Linked DNA regions of Mus musculus: region 2 is linked to region 1. A link is a loop called in an ENCODE intact Hi-C map of the cell type or tissue named here. Cell type or tissue: left cerebral cortex. All regions are shown on one strand. Each heading gives the region's core, and the rest is flanking DNA. Links, peaks and the distances in the headings are about the cores only.

Region 1 (9,497 bases), core at 375-8,374:
AACCCAATCACAAAAGAACACACATAATATGCATTCACTGATAAGTGAGTATTAGTGCAGCACAGATCCAGCTACATGTGTAGCAGAGGATAGCCTAGTTGGACATCAATGGGAGGAGAGTCTGTTGGTCCTATGAAGGCTCTATACCCCAGTGTTGATGAATGCCAGGACCAGGGAGTGGGTGGGTTGGTAAGCAGGGGGAAGGGGGAGCAGATGGGAGGGTGTTTTTCAGAGTGAAAACTAGGAAGGGGGATAACATTTGATATGTAAATAAAGAAAATACCCCCCCCAAAAAAAAGACTAAGCAGATGGAATTACAGTATATAAAACCATACCTCATAAAGGTAGATAATTATTGGGGTAAACTTTATGCATGCCAGCTGGTGCCATCTACCATGAACATCCACTCTCACATGAAGTCAGACAAAGCCCCAGCTTTAAGCAAGTGCTGGTACTGCTTTCTCAGTCAGCAAACAGAACTGCTGCTCCTTTTTAAACTGATGGACTAGGATGGTGCTAGTCATTGTGAGATATTTGTACTGAAACCACAAAGAGACACAGAGGGACTAAGAAATAGTATGAGCAGAAATGCTCTTCTGATGGGGTAAAATATTTGGAAATATGCTTAAATGCTAAAGAAAAATGAGAGTGGATACAAACCATCAAAGACAAATATAGACAGTTTGAAATAACTAAAATAATGTACTTAATATTAAATTAATTAAATTGCAAAAGACCAATTCATTCAAGTATGGAATATTAAATACAAAAATATAGTAATGTTAGAACACAATAATTATCAAATAAGTAAATACATAAATAAATAAATGATTGAATGTGTATAAAAGTTTAAGAAGAGAAAAACATAGATAAAAGTGTTTTAAAAGGTACATAACTTTTAAATAAATTGAACAGTCATAGTTATAGAAATGCAGAGCTTAAATAAGAAAAAAATATAATGCCTAAAGTAAGGAGATAAAAAGTAAAAATATATACTCCAGAGAAAAAAGAGAGATTGAGAGATTAAAATCAAACATATTTTCAACATTAAAAAAATTGAAAGCTCTTAAAAGGATGGTGCTTGGACCCCATATAGTTTTGTTTCTACCATCAAGATTTATATATCCATTTAAAAGAGATCAGGATAAATCTAGACTAAAATTTTAATTCTAGGTTGAAGGCCATAGAAGAGAACTTAAAGGATTCTTTACATCAGAATAAAGAATCTTCTAGTGATGCAATGTGGAACATAAAATGTCAGCAAAAATCCTTTAATCTCATTTAAAAATCAAAAAAAAATATGTTGAGAAATTAGAATGGCAACACATAGAGATGCAACATACTGAGTTAAAAATAAAGATTCTGTTTAATATACTTACATTAGAGCAATTTCATAAAATTAGGTTATATATATCACTATAGTGTTTGACAGATTAAAATATAATAAATGTTGATATATTATACTATTGATACATATTCAGAATTCCAATGAGAACTCTTAGAATATTGTATTGAATTCTGAAAAGGCTGATTCTGAGATTAAGTATTAATTAGAGATGATAAATATCGTGGAAATACCTTTGTAGTTTGAGGCTGATGATGCTTCAGCATTTGTATCCAATAAGACAGAACAGTTTTTGAGAAATTACTGTATAAAACTTGTTCCCGGCCTATCTCACAATCTAATGAGACAATCAATGGTAGAGATGTCTAAGAGAACTTTTAAAAAAGTACTCTTAAAACAAAAGATGGATACAAATAGCCCAAGAGATAGGTTAAATAATGCTTTATTAGCTAAAAGTTTTAAATGTCTAGGAGACATATAACATAGCTGTTGTAAAATACAGTATTTTTGTAAAAGCTGATGAAATAGATTAGCCTATATAGGTTATAAATTCAGAATTGAAGGAAAGAAATATTTTATACTGAAGAATATTTTTTGTATTTGTTCCACTGAAAAACTATGGATTCATTTAAAATTATCAAAAATCAGACTTAACCTGGGAAGACCTCCTGAAGATCCAGAATGCAGACACGTAAGAAAACCATAAGACCAACAAAACAGGTAATATATATTGCTGATCCCTCTACATTGGATAATCATTGAGACTTCCTGAGACATAAAATGTTCTCCAATCAGCACTTCAGCTAAGCATACTCAATAATCTTGTAGGCTAAAGGATCTTCAAGACTTTTCACACCATCCTTTCAAATGGGCATAGATACTAATTTATGTTAGAGTTTGTTAATACAGTCCAAACTAACTTGTAATCTTGCTCCAAGCAGAAAATCATCATTTTCTAATTTTGCAAACACACATACCATAATTTCCTAATGAAGAAAAATATATTACCTATGTGTAGTGGCTATTCCTGGTTGTCAACTTGACTATATTTGGAATGAACTACAATCCAGAATTGGAAGGCTCACCAGTGACCCTTATCTGGAGGCTTGGAGATCTTTATCTGGATCTTGGTATGGAGATCTTGAGCCATAGTGGCTATGGATTCCAGAAGATTGAATCTCTGAGTTTAAGGAACACACCTTTAATCTGGGCTACACCTTTCATCTGGGATTAAAGATGTGGTGGAACACACATTTAATCTGGGCTACACCTTCTGCTGGAGACAATATAAGTACATTGGAAGAAGGGAGTCTAGCTCTTGCTTCTTCGCCTGCTTGCTGTGTGAGACTGAGTAACTGCTAGATCCTTGGACTTCCATTCACAGCTGCGACTGAACAATTGTTGGGAATTGGGCTGCCAACTGTAAGTCATCAATAAATTCCTTTACTATCTAGAGTCTTTCCATAAGTTCTGTGACTCTAGAGAATCCTGACTAATACACTATGAAAGTGTGCATGTGTACAAGCACCTCAGACTAGCTTAGATGTTTCATTAAAATTTGCATAGGTACAGCTTCAAAGCTGCTGTCTTTTGTGGATTCAGCCTCTTAAATTGTGCCAATCAAGACTGGATATCAAGTGTCACAGATAGCTTTCTTCTTCTTCTTCTTCTTTTCTTCTTCTTCTTCTTCTTCTTCTTCTTCTTCTTCTTCTTCTTCTTCTTCTTCTTCTTCTTCTTCTCCTTCTCCTTCTCCTTCTCCTTCTCCTTCTCCTTCTCCTTCTCCTTCTCCTTCTCCTTCTTCTTCTTCTTCTTCTTCTTCTTCTTCTTCTTCTTCTTCCTCTTCTTCTTCTTGCAAAAATATCTTCAATATTTTTTTCTACAGTCCCATAGTTATCTCCTTTCCAATCTGTCCTCTGACAGTTTTTCATCCAACACCCCTTCCCCTGTCTCCAAGGGGATAACCCTTGCAACACTCATACAGACCCTGCCTGGCCTCATTATTCCCTGGGACCTAATGTCTCAAGGATTAGGTGAGTCTTCTCTAATTGAAGCCAAACCAGGAAGTCTTCTGTTACATATTTAGGGGGTCCCCGAGAAAGAAATCAGAGAACATAGTCTCCCTTACCTTATTTCTGCCCTGAACAAGACCAGTAACAACTCAACCACTAAAAAAACCAAAAACACACACCCTGCCTTTTGAAAATGAGGCATTGCTATCTTAAAATCTCTTTTCTGGTGCAAACAGTGGATGTGGGTGTAGGGGTAGGTTCAGCATTCTCTTGGGTGCCCAGAGAAAATTAGGATATTCCCCAGATTTAAGAATGCTATCTGTAACATGGCAAGAATAGTTTCCCCAGTTTCATGCTGGTGATGGTACCGCCTTCCCAGTCAGCAATCAGCTAACACTCTGGGGAACAGCAGCTCATGTGTAACTGTACTGTGGCTGTAGTGTGAGCATACTGAGGATATTCACAGGGAGATGTATGAGATGGACCACAAAAAGATGCAGAAGAAATCAGAAATTTTTAAAGTTGAAATGAAATTCTGATGAATTAAAATGTTTAAAGTTATGTTTAATTACGAAGAAAATAGGAAGAGTGGGTGCAAAACATCAAAGACAGATATAAATAGTTTGAAATTAATAAAATAAAGTCTTTAAGAGAACATTAAATACATAAAAAAGAATAAGGAATGGAAAGTTTAAAAAATACAAAAAGATTAGAAAGAAATGACATATAAATATAGTAATATAAAATGATTGAGGAAAAAAGTTAGAAAAGAGTATTTAAAAAGGTTAAAGAAGCCTAATATGCACATTCATAAAATTATGAACTTTAAATAGAAACATATAAAATCTCCAAAGTAAGGATAAAGAAAATTAAAGTCTCCATAGAAGGAAGAGAGATATTGAGATTAGAAAAGAAGATACTGTAGGTATTAAAAATATAAAAGTGTGCAGGATCCCTAGTAGTTTTTTTTTTCTGTCTACATTATATGTTCAATATTGATTATAATTTTATATATCCACTTTAAAATAGACTTAGATAAAGAGAAAACAAAAATATTAAAAGTTAGAGTGAAGGACATTGAAGTTAGTGGATCTTTTTTTTTCTTTTTCTTTTTTCTTTTTTCTTTTTCTTTTTGTTTTTTGTTTTTGTTTTGTTTTGTTTTGTTTTGTTTTGTTTTGTTTTGTTTTGTTTCGAGACAGGGATTCTCTGTATAGCCCTGGCTGTCCTGGAGCTCACTCTGTAGACCAGGCTGGCCTCAAACTCAGAAATCTGCCTGCCTCTGCCTCCCAAGTGCTGGGATTAAAGGCGTGTGCTACCATGCCCGGCTTAGAGGATTCTTTAAGTCAAAATAAAGAATCTTCAAAGATTCCCATGTGGAACTTACCAAAAAATGATGGATGCTCCAGAAACTCTGAAAAATTTAGGGTGATTTTCAGGCAGCCAGCTCTCTGTCATTTCTGTAATTTTGAAAGTTACTTGCTTTGTACTTTCTTCATACTCAGATATTTATTTCCTCTCAAGCCTCTGATGGGGTTAAGACGAGATAGGTAAGGTTTCACAATTAAGCCTAAATTGTTTAGGATGAGAAAATGGATTTAGATATAAGAAGATATACCAAGGTTATAAATGAAAGTTTTGATTGGCACTTTTCCCGCCAGAGGAGAGGTGGCCTCAAGGGAGGGTTCTGTCCACAGGACCAGGCGAGAACTCAATCTTTTATCCCAGGTCCCAAAGAGACAATTCTACTCAGGAGAGCACATTGGTGGCAGAAAAACCTTAGCTTCTGGCACAGAGTCCCTCTTGGGCCTTCATCTTCAGCCAGGAGGCATAGCTGATCTCCAGACGTCTGAGCACTTGCCTGCAGAGAGTAATCTGAAAAATGAGAATCAGGAGAGCATCAGAATCCCAGGAATGCTGACAGAGGCTTTCTCAGGAGTGCTGACAGAGGCTAACAGAATCACAGGAGGAACACACACAAGCCAGAGACACCTATAAAAACTAACACCAGAGATTACCAGATGGTGAAAGGTAAACTTAACAATCTCGCTAACAGACACCAAGACCGCTCAGAATCAGTAGATATCAGGAGTCCCACCACAGCAAGTCCTGGATAAACCAACACACCTGAAAAACAAGATTCAGATTTAAAATCATATCACATAATACTTGTAGAATATTTTAAAGAGGACATTAGCAACTCACTCAAGGAAATAGAGAACATGGATAAACAGGTAGAAGGCCTAAAAGAGGAAGCACAAATATCCCTGAAAGAATTACAGGAAAACACTGCTAAATAGGTAGAAGTCCTTAAAGAAGAAACACACACAAACACACACACACACACACATACACACAATCCCTTAAAATTACAGGAAAACAACAACCAAACAAATGATAGAATTGAACAACACCATCCAAGATATAAAAATGGAAGTAGAAAAAATAAAGAAAACCCAAAGGGAGACAACTCTGGAGATAGAAATCCTAGGAAAGAAATCAGGAAACATAGATGTGAGCATCAGCAACAGAATACAAGAGAAGGAAGAGAGAATCTCAGATGCAGAAGATTCCATAGGTGACATGGACACAACTATCAAAGAAAATGAAAAATGCCAAAAGATCTTAACTCAAAACATCCAGGAAATCTAGGACACAATGAGAAGACCAAAACTAAGGATAATACGAGCAGATGAGAATGAAGATTTTCAACTTTAAGGGCCAGTATATATCAACAAAATTATAGAAGAATACTTCCCTAACCTAAAGAAAGAGATGCCCATGAACATACAAGAAGCCTACAGAACTCCAAATATACTGAACGAGAAAAGAAATTCCTCCCAACACATAATAATCAGAACAACAAATGCACTAAATAAAGATAGAATATTAAAAACAATAAGGGAAAAAGGTCATGTAACCTATAATGCAGACCTATTAGAATTATACCAGATTTCGTACCAGAGACTATGAAAGACAGAAGATCCTGGAAAGATGTTATAAAGAACCTAAGACAACAGAAATGCCAGCCAAGGCTACTATACCAAACAAAACTCTCAATTACCATAGATGGAGAAACCAAGGTATTCTATGACAAAACCAAATACTTACATTTTTCCATGAATCCAGCTCTTCAAAGGATAATAAAGGGAAAACACCAGCACAAGGATGGGAATTACACCCTGCAAAAAGCAAGAAAGTAATCCTTCAACAAACCTAAAAGAAGACAGCCAGAAGAACAGAATCCCAACTCTAACAACAAAAGTAACAGGAAGCAACAATTAATTTTCCTTAATATCTCTTAATATCAATGGAATCAATTCATCAATAAAAAGACATAGACTAACAGACTGGCTACACAAACAGGACCCAACATTGGCTGCTTAGAGGAAAACCACCTCAGGAAAAAGACAGACACTACTTCAAAGTGAAAGGCTGGAAAACAATTTTCCAAGCAAATGGTCTGAAATAACAAGCTGGAGTAACCATTCTAATATCAAATAAAATCGACTTCCAACCCAAAGTTATCAAAAAGACTAGGAGTGGCACTTCATACTCATCAAAGTTAAAACCTCCCAAGATGACCTCTCCATTCTTAATATTTGTGCTACAAATGCAAGGGCAGCCACATTCATTATTTAAAAAAAAATTAGTAAAGCTCAAAGCACACATTGCGCCTTATATGATAATAGTGGGAGACTTCCAACACCCTACACTCATCAAAGGACATATTCTAGAAACAGAAACTAAACAGAGACACATTGAAGCTAACAGAAGACATGAAATAAATGGACTTAAGAGATATCTACAGAACATTTTATCCTAAAACAAAAGGATATGCCTTCTCAGCTCCTCATGGTACCTTCTCCAAAATTGACCATATAATTGGTCACGAAACAGGCCTCAAGAAAAAAAAAATATTGACATCATCACATGCATCCTATCAGATCACAAAGGGCTAAGGCTGATCTTCAATAATAACATAACTAATAGGGAGCCAAAATTAACATGGAAGCTGAACAACACTCTTTTCAATGATATCTTGGTCAAGGAAGAAATAAAGAAATTAAAGATGTTTTAGTGTTTAATGAAAATGAAGCCACAACATACCCAAACTTATGGGACACAATGAAAGCAGTCCTTACAGGAAAACTCATAGGTCTGACTGCCTCTAAAATGAAACTAGAGAGAGCTTACACTAGCAGTCTGACAGAACATTTAAAACTCTAGGAAAAAAAGAAGTAAATTCACCTAAGAGGAGTAGACTGCAGGAAATAATCAGACTCCAGGTTGGAATCAACCAGTGGAAACAAAAAGTACCATACAAAGAATCAAGCAAACCAAGAGCTGCTACTTTGAAAAAATCAACAGTATAAATAAACCCTTAGCCAGATCAACTAGAGGGCATAGGAACATTTTCCCAATTAACAAAATCAGAAATGAAAATAGAGACATAACAACAGAACCTGAGGAAATTCAAAACATCATCAATTATACTACAAAAGTCTATACTCAACAAAACTGGAAAACCTGGATGAAATGGACATTATCAAGAAAGATACAAGGTGCCAAATTTAAGTCAGGATCACATTAATGATCTAAACAGCCTCACATCACCTAAAGAAATATAAGCAGTAATTAATAGTCTCCCAACCCAAAAAAGCCCAAGACCAGATGGATTTAGTTAAGATATTCAAAGAAGACCTAATTCTAACTCTCCTCAAACTATTCCACAAAATAGAAACAGAAGCTACTCTACCCAACTCATTCTATGATGCCACAATTACTCTGATACCTAAACCACATAAATACCCAACACAGAAAGAGGACTTCAGACCAATTTTCCTCATGAATATTGATGCAAAAATACTCAATAAAATTTTCACTAACTGAATCTAAGAAGTCATCAAAATGGTCACCCATCATGATCAAGTAGGCTGCATTCCAGGGATGCAGGGATGGTTTAATATACAGGAATCTATCAATGTAATCCATTATTTAAACAGAGTAAAAGACAAAAACCACATTATCATCTCATTAGATGCTAAGAAAGCATTTGACAAAATCTATCACCAATTCATGATAAAAGACTTGGAAAGATCAGGAATTCAAGGACCATATCTAAACATAATAAAAGCAAACTACAACAAACCATTAGCCAACATCAATGTAAATGGAGAGAATCTAGAAGCAATCCCACTAAAATCAGGGACTAGACAAGGCTTCCCACTTTCTTCCTTCCTATTCAATATAGTACTTGAAGTCCTAGCCAGAGCAATAGGACAACAAAAGGAGATCAAGGGGATACAAACTGGAAAGGAAGAAGTCAAAATATCACTCTTTGCAGATGATATGATAGGATATATAAGTGACACTAAAAATTCCACCAGGGATCTCCTGAACATGATATACAGCTTCAGTGAAGTAGCTGGATATAAAATTAATTCAAACAAATCAGTGGCCTTGTTTTTTGTTTTTTGTTTTTTTCTTTTACTTTTTCGAGACAGGGTTTCTCTGTATACTCCTGGCTGTCCTGAAACTCACTCTGTAGGCCAGGCTGGCCTCGAACTCAGCAATCCACCTGCCTCTGCCTTCCAAGTGCTGAGATTAAAGGTGTGCACCACCATGCCCAACAACAGCCTTTCTTTACACAAAGTATAAACAGGCTGTGAAAGAAATTAGGGAAACAGCACCCTTCACAATAACCACAAGTAAACATAAAACATCTTGTGGTGAGTCTAAGTAAAGAAGTAAAGATCTGTATAATAAGAACTTCAAATCTTTGAAGAAAGAAATCAAAGAAGATCTCAGAAGATTGAAAGATCTCCCATGCTCATTGATTGGCAGGATTAACTTGTACTTGTATAGAGACAGACAGGTAGATCAATGAAAGAGAATTGAAGACACAGAAATGAACCCACACACCTATGGTCACTTGATCTTTGACAAGGGAGCTAAAATCATCCAGTGGGAAAAAAGACAGCAACAAGTGGTGCTTGTGCACCAATTTTTAAATGGGTTATTTTATAACGGCTATCTTGCGGAAAGCAATCTACAGATTCAAAGCAATCCCCATCAAAATTCCAACTCAATTCTTCAACGAATTAGAAAGGGCAATTTGCAAATTCATCTGGAATAACAAAAAC
Region 2 (9,497 bases), core at 1,165-9,164, 240 kb before region 1:
CTTGATCCCCCCTCAAGCCCACCATCTAAAAGAAGGGCAGCAAATATGGTAAATAGAACAAGAGGATGTGGACCTGTTCAGAAGCACTTTGTTGGGGAAATTTCAATCTCTTTTATTTCAGGACAACATCAGTCAATTTTGGTAGTATCAGGATACCAAGCATTAATTGGCAGTGATCTTATGAGCTAGCAGAAACCATCACTCCTCTACAGTATGTTCACAAATCATATGCAATGAGTAGGACCAGCTGGGACACTTGAAATAGTGCTCTGCTGAGTTTCTTTCAATAAAGAGAGGATCAGTGAAGATTAAGGCATGTGACCAAGAGATAATTGCAAAGGTAGTTACTCATGATCACTGTTTGTTGAGTCCTATATATAATCTCTCCAAATGTCTCTTATCTATCCTAGGTCTTGTCTCTGCAAAGCACCATGTGAGTCTGTCTTAAAAAAAATGATGCAAATATTTCTTAGCACAAAAACCAAATGAGTCTGCTTGACCTGATATATTTAGAAATTTCTAATTTAGCCGAATTACAGCCTGAAGTGTCCCAAGTGAAAGGCACAAACAAGTTCTTCTGGGGACAGAACAGTTTTCTAAGTCTGTTGCTTTAGATAAAGATGCTGAGGAATGAAGTGCTTTAAACGGTTTCCTAGTAACTACAAGTGCCTCACAGTTGGGACTCCTGAGTTGATTTAGCTACTGCTAGCATTGTTTGTTTTTCCCAAGCATTTCTGTCTCTGGATAAGGATCAGAATGCATAGTAGACTTGGTACAGTTGCTTCTGTGTGCTGGATGCTTACCCACCTCTCATAAGTTGCAGTTCCATGTCTGACCTGACCACATCTGAGGCGAGGTGTCCTACTGCCCGTGGTAGGTCATAAGCTGGCATAATCAGTGATATCACAGTGCAGACATGTCCTTTTAAGACAAGTCAAAACAACCCTGATATTCCACCTCACACCAGTACGAAAGGCTAAGATCAATAACTCATGTTACAGCAAATGCTGACAAGGATATGGAAAATGAGGAACATTCCTCCATTGCTGGTGGAATTGCAACCTGATGCAACCACTCTGAAATCTCTGTTTGGTGGTCTCTCTGAAAGTTAGATGTAATGTAACAATACCAGTCCTGGGCATATACCCAGAAGATGCTCTAAAATGTAATCAGGACATATGCTCCACTATGTTCATAGCAGCCTTATTTATAATAGCCAGAAGCTGGAAAGAACCCACATGTCCCTCAAGAGAGTAATGGATGAAGAAAATGTGGTTCCTTTACACAATGGAGCACTACTCAGCTATTAAAAACCATGAATTTATGAAATTTTTAGGAAAATGGATGGATCTAGAGGATATCATCCTGAGTTATTTAACCCAATCACAAAAGAACACACATAATATGCATTCACTGATAAGTGAATATTAGTGCAGCACAGATCAAGCTACATGTGTAGTAGAGGATAGCCTAGTTGGACATCAATGGGAGGAGAGTTTGTTGGTCCTATGAAGGCTCTATACCCCAGTGTTGATGAATGCCAGGACCAGGGATTTGGTGGGTTGGTGAGCAGGGGGAAGTGGGAACAGATGGGAGGGTGTTTTCCAGAGTGAAAACTAGGAAGGGGGATAATATTTGATATGTAAATAAAGAAAATACCCCCCCCAAAAAGACTAAGCAGGATGTAATTACAGTATATAAAATCATACCCCAGAAAGGTAGATAGTTATTGGGGTAAACTTTTTGCATGCCAGCTGGTGCCTTCTACCATGATGATCCACTCTCACATGAAGTCAGACAAAGCCCCAGCTTTACGCAAGTGCTGGTACTACTTTCTCAGTCAGCAAACAGAACAGCTGCTCCTTTTTAAACTGATGGACTAGGATGGCGCTAGTCATTGTGGGATGTTTGTAATGAACCACATAAAAACACAGAGTGACTAAGAAATAGTATGAGCACAAATGCTCTTCTGATGAGGTAAAATATTTGGAAATATGCTTAAATGCTAAAGAAAAATTAGAGTGGATACAAACCATCAAAGACAAATATAGACAGTTTGAAATAACTAAAATAATGTACTTAATAGTAAATTAATTAAATTGCAAAAGACCAATTCATTCAAGTTCCTCTTGGGCCTTCATCTTCAACCAGGAGGCAGAGCTGAGCTCCAGACCTCTTCATACTTGCCTGCAGAGAGTATTCTAAAAACTGAGAATCAGGAGAGAGTCAGAATCCCAGGAGTGCTGACGAGGCTAACAGAATCACAGGAGGAACACTCACAAGCCAGAGACACCTATAAAAACTAACACCAAAAAATACCAGATGGTGAAAGGCAAACTTAACAATCTCACTAACAGAAACCAAGAACACTCAGCAACACTAGGAATCAGGAATCCCACTACAGCAAGTCCAGGATAAACCAACACACCTGAAAAGCAAGATTCGGATTTAAAATCATATCACATAATACTTGTAGAATATTTTAAAGAGGACATTAACAACTCACTCAAGGAAATAGAGAAGACAGATAAACATGTAGAAGGCCTAAAAGAGGAAGCACAAATATTCCTGAAAGAATTACAGGGAAACACTGCTAAATAGGTAGAAGTCCTTAAAGAAGAAACACACACAATCCCTTAAAATTACCGGAAAACACAACCATACAAATGATAGAATTGAACAAAATCATCCAAGATATAAAAACGGAAGTAGAAAAAATAAAGAAAACTCAAAGGGAGACAATTCTGGAGATAGAAATCCTAGGAAAGAAATCAGGAAACATAGATGCGAGCATCAGCAACAGAATACAAGAGAAGGAAGAGAGAATCTTAGACGCAGAAGATTCCATAGATAACATGGACACAACAGTCAAAGAAATTGCAAAATGCCAAAAGATCATAACTCAAAACATCCAGGAAATCCAGGACACAATGAGAAGAACAAACCTAAGGATAATATGAGTAGATGAGAATGAAGATTTTCAACTTTAAGGGCCAGTATATATCAACAAAATTATAGAAGAATACTTCCCTAACCTAAAGAAAGAGATGCCCATGAACATACACGAAGCCTACAGAGCTCCAAAGAGACTGAACAAGAAAAGAAATTAATCCCAACACATAATAATCAGAACAACAAATGCACTAAATAAAGATACAATATTAAAAGCAATAAGGGAAAAAGGTCACATAACCTGTAATGCAGACCTATTAGAATTATACCAGATTTCTTACCAGAGACTATGAAAGACAGAAGATCCTGGAGAGATGTTATAAAGAATCTAAGACAACATAAATGCCAGCCAAGGCAACAATACCAAGCAAAACTCTCAATTACCATAGATGGAGAAACGAATGTATTCTCTGACAAAACTCAATTCTTACATCTTTCCACCTATCCAGCTCTTCAAAGGATAATAAAGGGAAACACCAGCACAAGGATAGAAATTACACCCTGCAAAAAGCAAGAAAGTAATCCTTCAACAAACCTAAAAGAAGACAGCCAGAAGAACAGAATCATAACTCTAACAACAAAAATAACAGGAAGCAACAATTACTTTTCCTTAATATCTCTTAATATCAATGGAATCAATTCCCCAATAAAAAGACATAGACTAACAGACTGGCTACACAAACAGGACCCAACATTTTGCTGCTTAGAAGAAAGACACCTAAGGTAAAAGGACAGATACTACTTCAGAGTGAAAGGCTGGAAAACAATTTTCCAAGCAAATGGTCTGAAGTAACAAGCTGGAGTAACCATTCTAATATCGAATAAAATCGACTTCCAACCCAAAGTTATCAAAAAGACTAGGAGTGGCACTTCATACTCATCAAAGTTAAAACCTCCCAAGATGACCTCTCCATTCTTAATATCTGTGCTACAAATGCAAGGGCAGCCACATTCATTATTTAAAAAAAAATAGTAAAGCTCAAAGCACACATTGCACCTCACATGATAATAGTGGGAGACTTCCAACACCCTACACTCATCAAAGGACATAGTCTAGAAACCCAAACAAAACAGAGACACATTGAAGCTAACAAGATATGAAACAAATGGACTTAAGAGATATATACAGAACATTTTATCCTAAAACAAAAGGATATGCCTTCTCAGCTCCTCATGGTACCTTCTCCAAAATTGACCATATAATTGGTCACAAAACAGGCCTCACGAGAAAAAAATACTGAAATCATCCCATGCATCCTAAAAGATCACAAAGGACTAAGGCTGATCTTCAATAAAAACATAACTAATAGGGAGTCAAAATTAACATGGAAGCTGAACAACACTCTTTTCAGTGCTATCTTGGTCAAGGAAGAAATAAAGAAAGAAATTAAAGACTTTTTAGGGTTTAATGAAAATGAAGCCACAACATACCCAAACTTATGCGACACAATGAAAGCAGTCCTAATAGGAAAACTCATAAGTCTGACTGCCGCTAAAATGAAATGAGAGAGAGCATACACTAGCAGCCTGACAGCACACCTAAAGCTGTAGAAAAAAAGGAAGTAAATTCACCCAAGAGTAGTAGACAGCAGGAAATAATCAAACTCAAGTCTTGAATCAACCAGTGGAAACAAAAGGTACCATACAAAAAATCAACCAAATCAGGAGCTGCTACTTTGAAAAAAATCAACAAGGTAAATAAACCCTTAGCCAGACCAAGTAGAGGGCATAGCAACAGTTTCCCAATTAACAAAATCAGAAATGAAAATAGAGACATAATAACAGAATCTGAAGAAATTCAACACATCATCAATTATACTACAAAAGTCTATACTCAACAAAACTGGAAAACCTGGATGAAATGGACATTATCAAGAAAGATACAAGGTGCCAAATTTAAGTCAGGATCATATAATAATCTAAACAGCCTCATATCACCTAAAGAATTATAAGCAATAATTAATAGTCTCCCAGACCAAAAAAGCCCAAGACCAGATGGATTTAGTTCAGATCTTCAAAGAAGACCTAATTCTAATTCTTCTCAAACTACTCCACAAAATAGAAACAGAAGGTACTCTACCCAATTCATTCTATGATGCCACAATTACTCTGATACCTAAACCACATAAATACCCAAAACAGAAAGAGGACTTCAGACCAATTTCCCTCATGAATATTGATGCAAAAATACTCAATAAAATTTTCACTAACTGAATCTAAGAACTCATCAAAATGATCACCCATCATGATCAAGTAGGCTGCATTCCATGGATGCAGGGATGGTTTAATACACAGGAATCTATCAATGTAATCCATTATATAAACAAAGTAAAAGACAAAAACCACATTATCATCTCATTAGATGCTAAGAAAGCATTTGACAAAACCTATCACCAATTCATGATAAAAGACTTGGAAAGATCAGGAATTCAAGGCCCATATCTATCCATAATAAAAGCAATCTACAACAAACCATTAGCCAACATCAATATAAATGGAGAGAATCTGGAAGCATTCCCACTAAAATCAGGGACTAGACAAGGCTTCCCACTTTCTTCCTACCTATTCAATATAGTACTTGAAGTCCTCGCCAGAGAAATAGGACAACAAAAGGAGATCAAGGGAATACAAACTGGAAAGGAAGAAGTCAAAATATCACTCTTTGCAGATGATATGATAGGATATATATGTGACACTAAAAATTCCACCAGGGATCTCCTAAACCTGATATACAGCTTCAGTGAAGTAGCTAGATATAAAATTATTTCAAACAAATCAGTGGCATTTTTTTTTTTTTTTTGGTTTTTTGAGACAGGGTTTTTCTGTATACTCCTGGCTGTCCTGGAACTCACTCTGTAGGCCAGGCTGGCCTCGAACTCAGAAATTCACCTGCCTCTGCCTTCCAAGTGCTGAGATTAAAGGTGTGCACCACCATGCCCAGCAATAGCCTTTCTTTACACAAAGTATAAACAGGCTGTGAAAGAAATTAGGGAAACAGCACCCTTCACAATAATCACAAGTAAACATAAAACATCTTGTGGTGCTTCTAAGTAAAGAAGTAAATATCTGTATAATAAGAACTTCAAGTCTCTGAAGAAAGAAATCAAAGAAGATCTCAGAATATGGAAAGATCTCCCATGCTCATTGATTGGCAGGATTAACTTGTACTTGTAAAGAGACAGACAGGTAGATCAATGAAAGAGAATTGAAGACACAGAAATGAACCCACACGGCTATGGTCACTTGATCTTTGACAAGGGAGCTAAAATCATCCAGTGGAAAAAAGACAGCATTTTCAACAAGTGGTGCTTGTACACCATTTTTTAATTGGGTTATTTTATAATGGCAATCTACAGATTCAAAGCAATCTCCATCAAAATTCCAACTCAATTCTTCAACGAATTAGAAAGGGCAATTTGCAAATTCATCTGGAATAACAAAAACCCTGGATAGCAAAAATTATTCTCAACAATAAAAGAACCTCTGTGCAAATCACCATGCCTGACCTTAAGTTGTACTACAGAGCAATTGTGATAAAAACTGCATGGTACGTGTACAGAGACAGGCAAGTAGACCAATGAAAGAGAATTGAAGACACAGAAATAAACCCACATACCTATGGTCACTTGTCTTTGACAAGGGAGGTAAAATCATCCAGTGGAAAAAAAGAAAGCATTTTCAACAAATGGTGCTTGTGCAATTGGCGGTTATCATGTAGAAGATTGCGAATTGATCCATTCTTTTCTTGTACAAAGCTCAAATCTAAGTGGATCAAGGAACTCCACATAAAACCAGAGAAAGTGGAACTTATAGATGAGAAAGTTGGGAAAAGCCGTGAAGCATAGGGTAAAAAAATCATGAACAGAACAGCAATGGCTTGTGCTGTAAGGTCAAGAATCTAAAAATGTGACCTCAGAAAACTATAAAGCTTCTGTAGGGCAAAAGACACTGTCAATAAGACAGAAATGCCACCAACAGATTGGGAGAAGACCTTGAAAAATCCTAAGTCAGATAGGGGACTAAGATCAAATATATATAAAGACCTCTAGAAGATGGACTACAGAAAATAAAATAACCCAATTAAAAAGTGGGGTACAGAACTAAACAAAGAATTCTCAAGTGAGGAATATCAAATGGCTGAGAAGCACCTGAAAGAAATGTTCAACATCCTTAATCATCAGAGAAATGCAAGTCAAAACAATCCTTAGATTCTACTTCACATCAGTTAGAATGGCTAAAAGAAAAAATTCAGATGACAGTAGATGCTGGCAAGGATGTGGAGATAGATGAACACTCCTCCGTTGTTGGTGGGATTGCAAGCTGGTACAACCAATCTGGAAATCAGTCCAGTGGTTCCTCAGAAAATTCGATATAATACTACCAGAAGATCCATCAATACCTCTCTTGGGCATATATAAAGAAGTCTTTTCCAACTTGTAATAAGTATACCTGCTCTACTATGTTCATAGAAGCCTTATTTATAATAGCCAGGAGCTGGAAATAACCCAGGTGTCCCTCAACAGAGGACTGGATTCAGAAAATGTGGTACATTTACAAAATGGAGTACTACTCAGCAATTAAAAACAATGAATTTATGAAATTCTTAGGCAAGTGGATGGATCTGGAGGATATCATCCTGAATGAGGTAACCCACTCACAAGAGATCACACATGATATGCACTCACTGATAAGTGGATATTAGCTGAGAAACCTAGACTAACCAAGATACATGAAACTCAAGAACAAGGAAGATGAATGTGTGAATACTTCATTTCTTCTTAGAATGGGGAACAAAATACCCATGGATGGAGTTATAGAGACAAGGTTCCGAGCTGAGATGGAAGAAAGGACCATCCAGAGACTACGCTACCTGGGGATCCATCCCATATAAAACCCTAAACCCAGACACTATTGCATATTCCAGCAAGGATTTTCTGACAGGACCGTGATATAGCTATCACTTTTGAGGGTCTTCCAGTGCCTAGCAAATATATAAGTGGATGCTAACAGTCATCTATTGGAAGGTATACTGGGCCCCTAAATTAGGAACTATAGAAAATACCCAAGGAGCTAAAGGTGTCAGCAACCCTATAGGAAGATCAACAATATGAACTAACCAGTAACTCCCAGAACTTTGCCTCTAGTTGCATACGTAGCAGAGGCTGGTCTAGTATGCCATCAATGGAAATAGATGTCCCTGGTATTTTGAAGATCATATGCCCTAGTACAGGAGAATGCTATGGCTAGGAATTGGGAGTGCGTGGATTGAGGAGCAGGTCAGGGGGGAGGTATAGGGGACTTTCGGGATAGCATTTTAAATATAAATGAAGAAAATATCTATTAAAAAAAGAACTCTAAACTCATCAAGATAGTACCTTTTTCAAGATTGCCTAATAAAAGTGGAGTGGAAATTCTGAAATTTCACTTGGTATGTTTTCATAATTGTTATTATTGTATATAGTTTATTAATAATAGAAAATAACCCTTTATTAGATTAAAAGTGTGAATGTTAGGGGTGGTTTTGTGGGCATTGAATTTAGATGTTGAATTCTAAAACTTGATATCTGTTTGAAACCTGGACGACAGAATGGTCAACCCTATCTGCTCTCCATGATATATAAAACAGTGTTTTCCATCATCTCTTACTGATTAAGAATAGAACATATAAGTCAATTACCAGAGCAGCAGAAAATAGGGAGGAGCTTATGATACTACTCTGGATGTCTGAGAAGGAGAGGGGATAGAGAAGACCAGGGCCACAGGGGAAAGAAGGAGTGGAGAAACCATGTGGAGAGAACAGGAACATTTCACCATGAGGTTATGAGTGAGTAGCTATGAGATAACACACAGACCATGGTTGGCCTATGCAAGATGGCAAGTAATTAAGTGTTTTTTGGATATTACTTGTCTAGTCATGTTTGAGTAGCTCAAAATCTGCCCAATTTAGGATTGCAGTGTATTAATAACAATGCCTGGTCTCTGAATCTATTTTTAAGAAACTAAAATGGGCTAGAGGAACTAGAAAATGGCTACTCTTTATGTGGTAGGGAAAGGGTCAGTTAAATTCCCCCCAAAAGACTGTTGCAAGAAGTTGGATTTCAGAAAGCCAAACAACCCTAGTTAAAAAAAAAGGGGGGGGGGTAAGGACTAAACAAAGAATTCTCAACTGAAAAATAGAAAACGGCTGAAAAGCACCTAAAAAAAAAAAAAAAAAAAAAAAAAAAACAAAAACCCAACATCCTTAATCATCAGGGAAATCCAAATCAAAACAACCCTGAGATTGCACCTCATACCAGTCAGAATGGTAAAATCAAAAATTCAGCTGACAGTAGATGCTGGCGAGGAAGTGGGGAAAGAGGAACCCTCCTCCATTGCTGGTAGAATTGCAAGCTGTTACAATCACTCTGGAAATCAGTTTGGCAGTTCCTCAGATAATTGGATGTATTATAACCGGAAGGTTGAGCAATACCTCTCCTGGTTATATACCCAGAAGATGTTCCAATTTGTATTAAGGAAATATGCTCCAGTATGTTCATAGAAGCCTT

What was found. Peaks named below come from ENCODE experiments on the same cell type or tissue, not always from the same donor. Only the 100,000 strongest peaks of a DNase experiment are listed, where the experiment ranks them.
Region 2: it touches region 1 in a loop (7-fold over the local background); 20 of 42 quality-filtered maps call a loop at or near these places.

Annotation. Positions count from the first base shown.
Region 1 is chr6:60,160,274-60,169,770 of GRCm38, forward strand. No RefSeq gene overlaps it. Among named protein-coding and RNA genes, the nearest start is that of Gm5570, 87 kb to the left of the region's middle. In left cerebral cortex, for the core only: no CTCF peak of the experiment used is centred there; no DNase peak of the experiment used is centred there.
Region 2 is chr6:59,917,053-59,926,549 of GRCm38, forward strand. No RefSeq gene overlaps it. Among named protein-coding and RNA genes, the nearest start is that of Gm22723, 150 kb to the right of the region's middle. In left cerebral cortex, for the core only: no CTCF peak of the experiment used is centred there; no DNase peak of the experiment used is centred there.